Linked DNA regions of Homo sapiens: region 1 is linked to region 2. The links are chromatin contacts, found by Hi-C or POLR2A ChIA-PET in ENCODE. All regions are on one chromosome and are shown on one strand. The core of a region is the stretch at or near the end of the contact, and the rest is flanking DNA. Distances in the headings are between cores, read along the strand shown.

The links. Hi-C counts contacts between places; a loop is a spot of excess contacts on that map. ChIA-PET counts read pairs that join two places held with the same protein, here RNA polymerase II (POLR2A).
Region 1: a map of Caco-2 shows a loop between it and region 2 (2.8-fold over the local background). The contact joins the enhancer-like site here to the promoter of LINC03140 in region 2. A Hi-C loop is called at or near these places in 1 of 168 maps with a recorded cell type or tissue (Caco-2). POLR2A ChIA-PET finds 5 or more read pairs at or near these places in 1 of 52 experiments (A549).

Annotation. Positions count from the first base shown.
Region 1 is chr4:128,319,642-128,325,038 of GRCh38, reverse strand. No RefSeq gene overlaps it. Among named protein-coding and RNA genes, the nearest start is that of PGRMC2, 35 kb to the right of the region's middle. RefSeq lists an enhancer at 2,866-3,428. Within about 2 kb of position 1,863, at least 5 of the 41 ENCODE cell types and tissues checked have a DNase peak (open chromatin) inside an H3K27ac peak, as active enhancers do.
Region 2 is chr4:128,568,706-128,574,889 of GRCh38, reverse strand. It overlaps LINC03140 (long intergenic non-protein coding RNA 3140), which reads left to right and starts at 4,347. Exons shown (of 2, transcript XR_007058268.1): 1 at 4,347-4,665; 2 at 5,603-6,184.

The DNA.
Region 1 (5,397 bases), core at 614-3,113, 250 kb after region 2:
AGAGTGTAGGAGGGTGAATGTACCAAGGAAGTGAAACAGCATCATCTAGCAGCATTGGATTCCATTTGGGATTTACAGTGGAAAACTTTAGGCAAGTCCAGTCATCATGGTTGTATGAATTTCCTCTAGTAACATTAGTTTCTCAGGTGTAGTTACAGCATAGGAGGATAACTGGGTTTCACAAGGGGTGAGTTTTTTCAGATGTGTTCAGTGGAGAGAAAGGAAAACAAGAAAGTTCAGGTTTTCTGCAAGAATCTGGCTCAAGTGCCAGACCATGGAAGCTAGCTTAACAAGAAGATAAATAACAATATGAAAGTTAGGGAAATTAAAAAATAAAATCAGCAGGATCAATGGATTGAATGTCCCTATAGGGTCAAAGAACAGTTCCAAGGGAACTGGTAGGAGTGAGATAGAGACTCAAAATGTGATAATCAGACAGCAGGATAGTGATTGCTGTCCAGAGATTTTAAAGGCTATTGGTATTGACTGTTAATAATGTCTATGGTGTGGCTGTAAGAATGGCAGTGGCTGGTTGCAGTGGAGTGAAGATATTTGAAGTAGAGAAGTTCAAGAAATTGAGAGACCAGGGTACTGGGTGGATAATCTACAAGGACAGCAAAACCAACAGGATTGTAGGAATAATGGAGGAAATCAAATACAATAAACTAGATGATAAAGTCATCAAAGAATGATGAGAGACAGCAAGAGATTCTGAAAGATGACAACTATTAGAAGAGAGATTAGGTGGTAAAGTCTGAAGACATGAACTCAACAGACTTAGGGTTTTCAAAGTCAAAAGAAGGATAGATAGTTTGGAAGGATCAATAGGAAGAAAAAAGATACTTACTCTACCTACAGCCAAATAAAGGTTTACCAGAAAGGGGTCCCGATGCAGACCCCAAGAGAGGGTTCTTGGACCTTGTGCAAGAAGGAATCCAGGGTGAGTCCACAGAGTAAACTGAAGGCAAGTTCATGAGTGAAGTAAAGAAACAAAAGAATCGCTGCTCCATAGACAGAGCAGCCCCAAGGGCTACTGGTTGGCTATTTTTATGATTATTTCTTGATTATATGATAAACAAGGGGTAGATTATTCATGAGTTTTCTGGGAAAGGGGCAGACAATTCCCAGAATGGTTCCAAAAAGGGTTCCTCCCCTTTTTAGAATGTATAAGGTAACTTCCAGACGTTGCCATGGTATTGTAAACTGTCATGGCACTGGTGGGAGTGTCTTTTAGCATGCTAATGCATTCAGTTAGTGTATAATGAGCAGTGAGGATGGCCAGGTATCACTTTCACTGCCATCTTGGTTTTGGTGGGGTTTGGCTGGCTTCTTTATGGTGTCCTGTTTTGCCTGAATCTTGTGATACCAGTCCTGCTGACCTCCTATCTCATCTTGTGACTACAAATGCCTAACCTCCTGGGAATGTGGTCCAGTAGGTCTCAGCCTCATTTTATCCAGCCCCTGCTCATGATGGAGTCACTCTAGCTCGAACACCTCTGACAGAAAGACAAGACATCTTCCATTTGGGAGGAAACTGCTTCTAGGAAAGAAATTTCCTCAGGGAACAGCCAAGTTTCAGTTAGAGGAAGAAGGGGAAGCAAATGTTCAGAGAGCAGTTTTGGGATGTAGAAAAGTTTGGTAATGGAAAACCAAGAATTATAGAGGGCAGTGGAGGAGTCTGAGATTGCAGAGCAGCATAAACAAGATAGAGTGGGGAAGGTAAAAAGCAGTGTTGAGACAAGCGATAATGATCTAGGAGGTGTGGACTTCTAGCACTGAGGTTATTGGAATGTGGGGTATGTTGTGAGCTGTCCTGGAAGGCTAGAGGAAGCTGAGTAACCAGTGTTATCCAGAGTGTTTAGCCAAGAGGTGTGGGTCATTGTTTAGTCCCATATCTCACAGAGGCGTTTGGGCCTGGGGAATGGAAGAGGGCCTCCTAGAAAAACAGCTCATCATGGGTTGTAAGCTGTTCAATGAGCAGTGCTGGCTGGGGAGGAGTTCTCTCTAGAAGCACTACTTGCTGTTGGGACCTCCAGACCCTGGTCTCTCTTTTCATTGCAGTACTGTCACAGCCTGAGCATCAGTGGGGCCACAGGTCGCTTCACCAGGTGAGAGGTGCAGAAAGAAGAGCCATAGTGGGTCTCAGAGCAGAAAGTTTTGGGGCAACTGGAAAATGAGACCACATGAGGAGCTGGGGCCATTAGTCTCTCTCTCTGGAAAGAGAAAAGGAGTTTCATTGTTTTGTTTTGTTTTGTTTTTGTTTTTGTCATCTGGCATTACAGCCTTATCTTTAACCAAGTTTTCTTTGCTCCATTTTTCAAGTTTCACTACCCTGAATTTTGCCTCTTTCAACCCCAGAAAAGTCCTTTTCTTCCTTGACCACGATTTCAACAAATAATACAAGCTAGGTATGACTGAACTACCTTCACGCAACACTTTGAACAAACTCCAGTGATATTTGAGACTTCAGACAACTACTGCTCTCTTATCATCCTTTGCTGCCATTCCATCAAAACAAAACAAAGTAGACAAAGACATGACTCACAGATGACTGATTGAGGTTAGACATACAGATGGATAGATAGACAAATAGATAATAAATAAATGAGAGAAGGGAAGAGGAAGAGTGGGGAGGGGAGTGGTAAGGAGAGAAGAGGACAGATTTGGTCATCCCTTTGATGGCTGGTAAAATGTCTAGATATTCTTTGGAATAATTCAATTCTACAATCTTATCAAAAGGATAATCTTATTTAGAAACATAATCAGCAAAACTAAAACTAATTTCCCAATTCCCCAACTTCCACATCCAAAAAATTATTACAGCTCCCAGACAAATGCAGATTTGAATTAGGAAAGGCCTAAAGGGAGCATTAGAAGGCACACTGAAAACTGTCTTCCTAACCTCTCAATCAGAACTGATCTTAAAAACCCAAAGCTAGAAGAATCTGTTTGGAGGCAAAAATCAGAGCTCTAGTCCAAAGACCTGTTTAAATAGAAGCTAAATCCTGATCTTGCCTGGAAAATGAGGTTCTTACATCAGGGTTACTCTCATAACAATGAGGAGAAACTGGCATTGTCTCTCGAGGTAAGGCTCCATCGGTGGATTATGGCAGCTAAGGAAGGGAGTCAGGATCAGAGCTTCAAACACAACCAGCTAAGGAGCCCTCATTTAGAATTCCCATTGTGAGTTTACCCCCTGGGTGGCCCATAAGGCTTCCTCTACTTTCCCTTAAACACCACACACACACACACACACACACACACACACACACAACTATTCTGCACCTTTTGAAGCTAGTATGGCAGTTATCCAAGCAAAATGGAAAATTTTTTAAATTCTACAGCATTTCAAAGAATGTTAAATTACCCAAAAAAGTGAGAATTATTTCTCCAGGGCATAGAATTATTTATATAGCTACCATAACTTTTAAAACAATGTTGATGTATAATGACATTTGTTCCATTAAAAAAAAATCTCCCCTGGCCTTTTCAGGTTCATTGTTCCTTGATTAGTTGATCCAAACTAAGCATTCCAGACATTGTTGTACAATAGCTCCATTCTGTATTCCAAAATATTTATATGGTATGACACACTTGAGCTATGTTTGCCTATGGTAGTTAGGTTTAGAACCACTTTAGAACACACACAGACCTATAATCCAGCCAGTGTTCCAATTAGACTTTTCAGAACTCCCCATCCCCTCCGTACTCTTCTCAAATCTGTTTCTGCTGGCCAGGTGCAGTGGCTCACGCCTGTAATCCCAGCACTTTGGGAGGCCAAGGTGGATCACTTGAGGTCAGGAGTTCAAGATCAGCCTGGCCAACCTGGTAAAACCCTGTTTCTACTAAAAATACAAAATTAGCTGGGAGTGGGGGCGCACGCCTGTAATCCCAGCTACTCCAGAGGCTTAGGCAGGAGAATGGCTTGAACCTGGGAGGTGGAGGTTGCAGTGAGCTGAGGCCGCACCACTGCACTTCAGCCTGAGTTAAAAAACAAACAAACAAACAAACAAAAAAAACAACAATAAGAAAACTACCTGTACATATCTGTTAAATTTACATGTATATATCTTTAAGAAATCACATATTGGAATTTGGTGTTTTTGAAACTGCTCATTATGACCATTTGTCCATGTAAACAAAATGCAGCTTTCAAGGCTTCTCGGTGACATATCTCTTAGGAATTGGCAAAAAGGCTTTAGAAAATAGATATTTGGCTGGGCATGGTAGCTCATGTCTGTAATCCCAACACTTTGGGAGGCTGAGGTAGGAGAATCACTTGCCTCCAGGAGTTCAAGAGCAGCCTGGGCAACATGGTGAGACCCCATCTCTACAAAAAAATAAAAAATTATTTAAGCATAGTGGCACATGCCTGTAGTCCCAGCTACTCAGGAGGCTGAGGTGGGAGGATCGCTTGAGTCCCGGAGGTTGAGGCTGCAGTGAGCTGTGTTCACACCACTGCAGTCGGCCTGGGTGACAGAGTGAGACAAGAAGAAAGAAAGGAAGGAGGGAGGGAGGGAAGCAGGGAGGGAAGGAAGGAAAGAGGGAGGGAGGGAGAGAGAGAAGGAGGGGGGAAAGAGAGAAAGACAAAATAAAAGAAAAAGAAAGGAAGGAAGGAAGGAAGGGAGGGAGGGAGAAGAGAGAAGAGAAGAGAAGAGAAGAGAAGTAAGGAAGGAAAAATATGGTTGTGAAGCATCTTCCCACCCCTTCAACCTCTCTCTCAAACCATAGTGATGGCTGAGCTTATGGATGAAATGATCAGTTTAGAGAAAAATAACTGTTTAATCTTCTTTGCTGGTTAAAAAGACAAGAAAATATTTCCCCCTTGAAGAGTCTGGTTTATGAAAGATGAAGAATATATCAATCCAGAAACAGCAATGGCAGAAATAATTTGTCAATACTTTAGAATGCTTTGTCAAACCCACCATGGACTTTCAGTCTTTGTAGTTAGCAAGTCCCAGAGCTTCATGGTGCAGCAAAAGGGCTTTGGACTTATTCCAGCTTACCCACTAACAGGCTATGAGACCTTGTCAAAGTTACACCTTGCTTTTGGCCTCAATTTCTCTATCTGTAAAATAAGGAGGCTAACATACTAGGTGATCTGTAAGGTTCCTTTTATCCACGACTTTCTTTTTTGTTTTGTGTTTTTTTTTGTTTGTTTGTTTTTTGTTTTGGTTTTGGTTTTGGTTTTCTGAGACGGAGTCTCGCTCTGTCACCCAGGCTGGAGTGCAGTGGCGCAATCTTGGCTCACTGCAAGCTCCGCCTCCCGGGTTCACGCCATTCTCCTGCCTCAGCCTCCCCAGCAGCTGGGACTACAGGCACATGCTGCCACACCCAGCTAATTTTTGTATTTTTAGTACAGACAGGGTTTCTTTGTGTTAGCCAGGATGGTCTCGA
Region 2 (6,184 bases), core at 3,098-5,597:
GTGGTGGGGAGCCAGGCATGGGGCTCTTAATACAACAGGAGGACACCGATGGGGAAATGCCTACTGCCCCCTGCTGGTGGAAAAGGGTCCATAGTTCCAACAACTTGCATAGCCCTAAAAGGCCTCATTTAAACATTGTATTGAAACCATGGTATCAGCTTCAAAATGACTTTAAATAACCTTAAATATTTAGCTTTTTAAAAATAAAACTGAGCAGTAAAAATCTACTGCTTGGTTTTTCCTTAATTATACCGCTCCTCCTCCATCTTTTCAGTTTCCTTTACAATCTGGTAGATCATACGACATTAAATTCTAGGGCGTTCAGCACCAAACAATGGTTGACCTGTCTTAGGTACCAAAGTCCCTTTAATTTGTGATGATAGATAAAACTTTTCTTAAAGTGTTCCTTTGAGAATGTATCTTGAAAGTATTAATAATTACCTGGAAGGTAACTGTGGCTGTAGCAAGTGCTGGGACTTGGAGTTGTATGTTATCGTTCCAGTATCAGTTCTGACACTTACTTAGCTGTAAGATTTAGGAAAGTCACCTAATCTCATAGACCTCATTTGTGAAATATGATAATAATACATAACACACAGGGTTGTTATGGGGATTACATGAGATTATTACAATGAAAGTGTTACTCTAAGAGCTATAAAATTGGAAGGTATTACAACTAAAGGAGCAGGTAACTGTGGGGTTGCCCACTTAACCATTATCAGACAGGTATTTGGAGTCAAACGCCCTAGAGCACAGTAAGGATTAAACATTAAACTGCAGATATTCGTCATTGAGATTAGCGTTATTACCATGGTTTAATATTTAATTCTCACTGTTCTCTAGGGGACCAGATGGACTCTGTGGAGAATGTAGACTTAGACATTCCTGACTACTTGCATCCCAAACTAAAGTCCATACAAGATAAAAACACCTCATAGACAGAAGAGTCACTCCATGAGGCATTCTAAGAATGCACTTTCTGCATGGTGACTAGTTTTTAAGTGGCCAAGTGGATAGGCTCTCAGCAATCTTGCTCCTCTGGGAAGAATAAAAACATTACACTGAAGGTCTTGTTTGTGAGTTGTGCTTTTGGACCTAAGTTTTTCTGCTATAAGGGGTATATTATTAACAAAACAAACCCAACCAAAAAGTTGGAATTCCTGGAAATTCACCAAAATTGCCTGGCTGCTGCAGCCCAACAATTCTTTAGCTCTTTTCAATCATCTTTATTTTGGATTTACTTGGAATCCTTGATCTTTAACCCAATTTTGAGCATTACACTGTCCCTATTTAACGCAAAAGGAATATTTTGGAATTTTAAAAGAGCCACAAAATATCAAACCCAAGATCCTAGTTTTGGGTCTTGTTTGTTTGTAAGGGTGGAAGGATTTCACATCTTATTTTGTACTTACTGTGTTCCCAGCAGCTTTTGTTTTGCTCACATCTCACACAGAGCATACTCAATTCAGTGAACTAATTTGGTTGTATGGTAAGCACTGCAGAGAAGCTATGAAAAAAAGTCACAATCGGGAAGGTAGAAAAGGTCTTCCAAGGATGCACTGAATCTGTTACATATACTCTGGGGCCTCCGAGTTTTCTGGGAAAAAACAAAAGCAAAACAGTGGCTGGGAAACCAGCTTAGTACATAGGTATTAAAGCATGGAACAGCTTCTTTTGACTAGTTTAAGAGGAAGCCATAAAGCACAAGTTCTTGGAATTATGCCAGCAAAAAGTGTAACCCTTTTATTTATGGGGGCATTCATCAGAACTGGGCCTTTGTGAGCCTACCCCAGACTGTGGTCACTTGGTTTAGTCAGTTGCTGACTTCTCTGAGAGAACACATCCCCTTTTAGCAGAAATAAGGAGCAAGGAGAACCACTGGGTAGTGACTATCACAGTGATTCCCATTGGAAACCAACCCACGAAAGCCCTGTAAAGAATAGCCCTCCTGTATTCCATGCCAGTGAGTGATACTTACACACAGGACGGGTGAGACAACATGGATCCACAAACACCTGGTTTACTTATATTGGCCATGATGGTGCCCTCAGGACAAACCACAGATAGAGATCTACCCAAGGAATTCCTGAGTTCATAGGCTGACCGTGTCCTTTGATCCCCAACCCAGCCATTTCTATATGACCTCTGTTGTTGTCCCAACTGAACCCCATTCTTCTCTCTTTTGTGGTTGTAAGGATGAAAAACTTGATGACTTCTTTCTCTTCATCATGGCTACTTCTCAGAATGTCTTGCTGACCACGTCATTGTTGCCTGATTCTATTGATCTAATAAAATCTATTTCTATCAACAAAATATAACTATGTGTGACCACATATTTATACCTTTTCACAAATGGAACTTCTTACAAATAGATTTCCCATCCATGTTAACTTATTAAGTAAAATTTTCCTGTTTTTTAATAAAATAAGTTTTCCTAATCTCAAATACTATCCAACAGATGTTAGTCACAAACATACATCATAAGTGGGAAAGTATTATAATAAAGCTCATTAGTGCTGTTTATTTACCTTTCAAATGCTATTGAATTTTTACATGAGTTTCTCTATAAGTTCATTAGTTGTTATTAAGAAATAAATATATGATTGAATTTTCCAAATATATTTGAATTTCATAGTTTAGCATTTCATACGAGAGAAATAATCAGCCAATGTTTTTGCCTGCTGTTTCCATGAAGATTTCATTTATCTTAGAAGTGATTAATATAGAATGACTATAAATAATATAAATTTAAATAGAATATACTTTTTTTTTTGCTATGTTGTTTGTTAGGCTTTACAATGTTGTAAAAAAACTGTAACAATCCTCTCAGACTGGAATTTTTCTTTATCAAACTTTTCCTCCATTTTCAGGAAGGAACAATGATTCAGAAGTCTTGTAGATTAGTCACTTCTTAAGAAGTTAGATCATTCAGTACTGCATCTTAGCCAACTGTCCAAGGTCAGCAAAATGCACAGCATGTTCTGTTTGATGGCCCCAGGCAGAAAGCCACAGCATTCAAACTATTAATATCTCCTGACCTTTCAACTTACAAATAGAAGCATCCTTGTGGTCATTTTTTTTTCCTGTATATCCCTGAAAAACTAAGGATCTAGGGTTTAAGATAAGAAATACTTAATTTAATTTAATTTAATTAGTTTTTAACCACAATCCTGGGCTTTTATATAAAAGCACACTGTTTATTTCTTTTTTCCTTTTGAGATAGGGTCTCACTCTGTCGCTCAGGCTGGTGTACAATGGTGCGATCTGGGCTCACTGCAACCTCTGCAGCCTGGGCTCAAATGATCCTCCTGCCTCAACTTCCCAAGCACCAGGGACTACAGGCATGCGCCACCATGCCTGGCTAATTGTTGTATTTTGTGTAAAGACAGAGTTTCTCCATGTTGCCCAGGCTGGTCTCGAACTCATGGACTCAAATGATCTGCCTGCCTTAGCCTCCCAAAGTGCTGAGATTACAGACATGAGGTACCGTGCCTGACCACTGTTTATTTGTTTCATAAAATTTTCTTAAACACCAATTATGTGCAAGTTACCATGCCAGGCCTCTGGGAAACAAAGATGAATCAGTCAGATGTACCTGCAAGGAGCTTATGGTCTAACTGGGGAGAAGAAATACAGCAAAATACTATAACATAGGGTAAAAAGTAAGAAGTACCACAAGAGAAGCACAGACAAGATGATTTGGGGGTTCCAAAAAAATAGATTATTAAATTTTGTGGGCTGGCAGCAGAGAGGAAGGAATTGGTAATTAATCTGAGAAGATGACATTTGAGCTTGCTCTTGATGGACAGAATTTAAAATGTAGAGAGGAGATGTAAGTGCAGACATTTCAGATTGAGGAAAGAGCATAATTAAGGGCATGGAGGTCAGAAAACATGGGGTAATAAAAAAAGGTTCAAGTAGTTCAGTTTAGTTAGAGAACATGGTATATGAATTTAAAAAATCACTGAACTAAAATCAGAAAATTACTTTGAGACCAAATCTAGAGGGCTATTAACACCAGATGATAGAGTATGGACTCTATTTTACAGACAGTGGGAGCCCGCTGAAGGGAAATGCCACATTCAACTTATGCTTCAGTGTCGGATTCCATTGGAAAGGGGGCGGTGACTGGAAGTGAGGACACCAACCCATCAGGCGTGCTCTCATTTAGTTTTCTAGCGGAAAAAAAAAAAAAAGCCTGAAGCAAGGATTAAAGTACTGACATTTTATTTGGGAAGCACAAGCCCAGGCCAGGGAAGCTGCAGAAAAAGGAAAAAAGGGAAGTGAGTATAGGAAACAATGCACAGTCATGCCTTGCACAACTGGCTTCTGCTTCGGGATGAGCCATTGGCTGATGAGGCATGGGAGGCTCAGCAGGTCTGTTCCCTTGGCATGTGGGACATCTTGCAGTGGATGCAGGGAGGGACCATGCCTCTAGCATTCTCTGGGAAGAATAAAGGAGAAGTTTATCTTCCCACCTACCTCCCATTGCCTGTTTTTCATTGGTCAAAACTTGTCCCACTAGGAATTAACTCCTTCACATTTCCAAGTTTATATCATATGACTGCTCCAACTACATGGGACCCCAAACCCCAAACCTGATGTATGTATAGTGTTCCTGTTTCATCCAAGCCTGGAAATGAGGGGAAGAGCCAGAACCTCTAGGTGAGTACTAGGTGGCTTGGCAGTGTGTGTGTGTGTGTGTGTGTGTGTGTGTGTGTGTGTGGTTGAGGGGTGGAGAGTTAAGGGGACTTCTAAGGTAAGTCCCTGATTAGTCCCAGCCAGTTGAACTGTGTTGGGCAGGTATGGTGGTTGAGTAGTTGAAGGTCCTAGAAGTGGACAGTGGCCACAGTGTCTAAGGAGGCACAGAAGATTTGTGTTGAGATAATGATTCAAGAGAAAAGAAGGACCCTTCATACTTCAGTCAGAGAAGAATTCTTTTGGTGGGCTATCATGCTCTTGGGTTAAATTCTTTTCTCTGTAACATTATTTAGAAAATCGCCTCCCTCTCAACAATGAAGACTGAGTACCACTGGCTTACAGATATTTCTGTATATTATCTGAGTTAGTAGAGTTTGAGTATCACATTTCTTTCCTTCCAATTCTATGATTTGTCATCATAAAGTTTTGGCATACGCAGCCCAGTCTTTGGAAGAGGGGTTGAGAATTGTGTAATATCAGGTTTAGCATTATAAAGTAACATCTATCATCTGAAGATGAGACTATAAACACCAGTCTGGACATAATAGAGCATGCTTAGCCCACTTGTTTGGAACTACAAGGAAAATAAGGTCATACAAAAGAGCCCTCTGCCCTTAAAAAAGAATTCTCAATTGCAAATCACTTCTGAGTACCAGTGGGGAAATGCAGTCATTTATTCTCAAGACTGAAAAGAGAAAGGAGACCTTTTTATCACTTTGTGTGTGTGTGTGTGTGTGTGTGTGTGTGTGTGTGTGAGAGAGAGAGAGAGAGAGACAGAAAGAAAGAGCAGGAGAGAGAGAGAGACAGAGAGAGAGAATATGTGTGTGTGTTACCTACCTAAAGCTAATGGTAGCCAATTTTTTCCTTTTTTTCTTGGAATTTTTTTCTTAATCTAAAACAGGCTTGGTGCTCTGGAAAAAGAATTAGAATTGCATTCAAATAGTCAGGCTTCAAGTTGCTTCTGCCTCTGTGTGAAGCAAATAGTAACAACTCACTTCGAAACTCAGGCTCCTGGACTGTAAATGAGGATAATGATACTCACCCTACCAACCTCAGGGACTGTTCTAAGAGCAAAATGAAATGAGACTGAGCTCTGAAAATGCTTAAATGCTTTTCAAAGTAGAGTGATCGTGCTTTCTGTAGCATCAAAACAGTCCTCTATAAATGGGCAAAGTCAAGGCATGGACTGGATCTGACAACAGAGAATGGCTTGAGGGCTGGAAAAAGAAAAAAATGCAAATGCCCCAAATCTCTGCTTCCCTTACAGTGTGGAAATCGCCCCATAACACACTGCACCAGGTAGGGTTAAATTGATCCCAAATGTTTCAGGAATTTTTAATGCCCTTCGAAGAGACATTTCCAATTCTTCATCTGCCCAAAGTAATGCTGCTAACCTACTATCTGTCAGTTTCCTCAGTGCTTTGAAGATTTTTCTAAAGTCATCTGACTTGGTTTCCCTTTGATTTCAAATTCCTGCTTATTA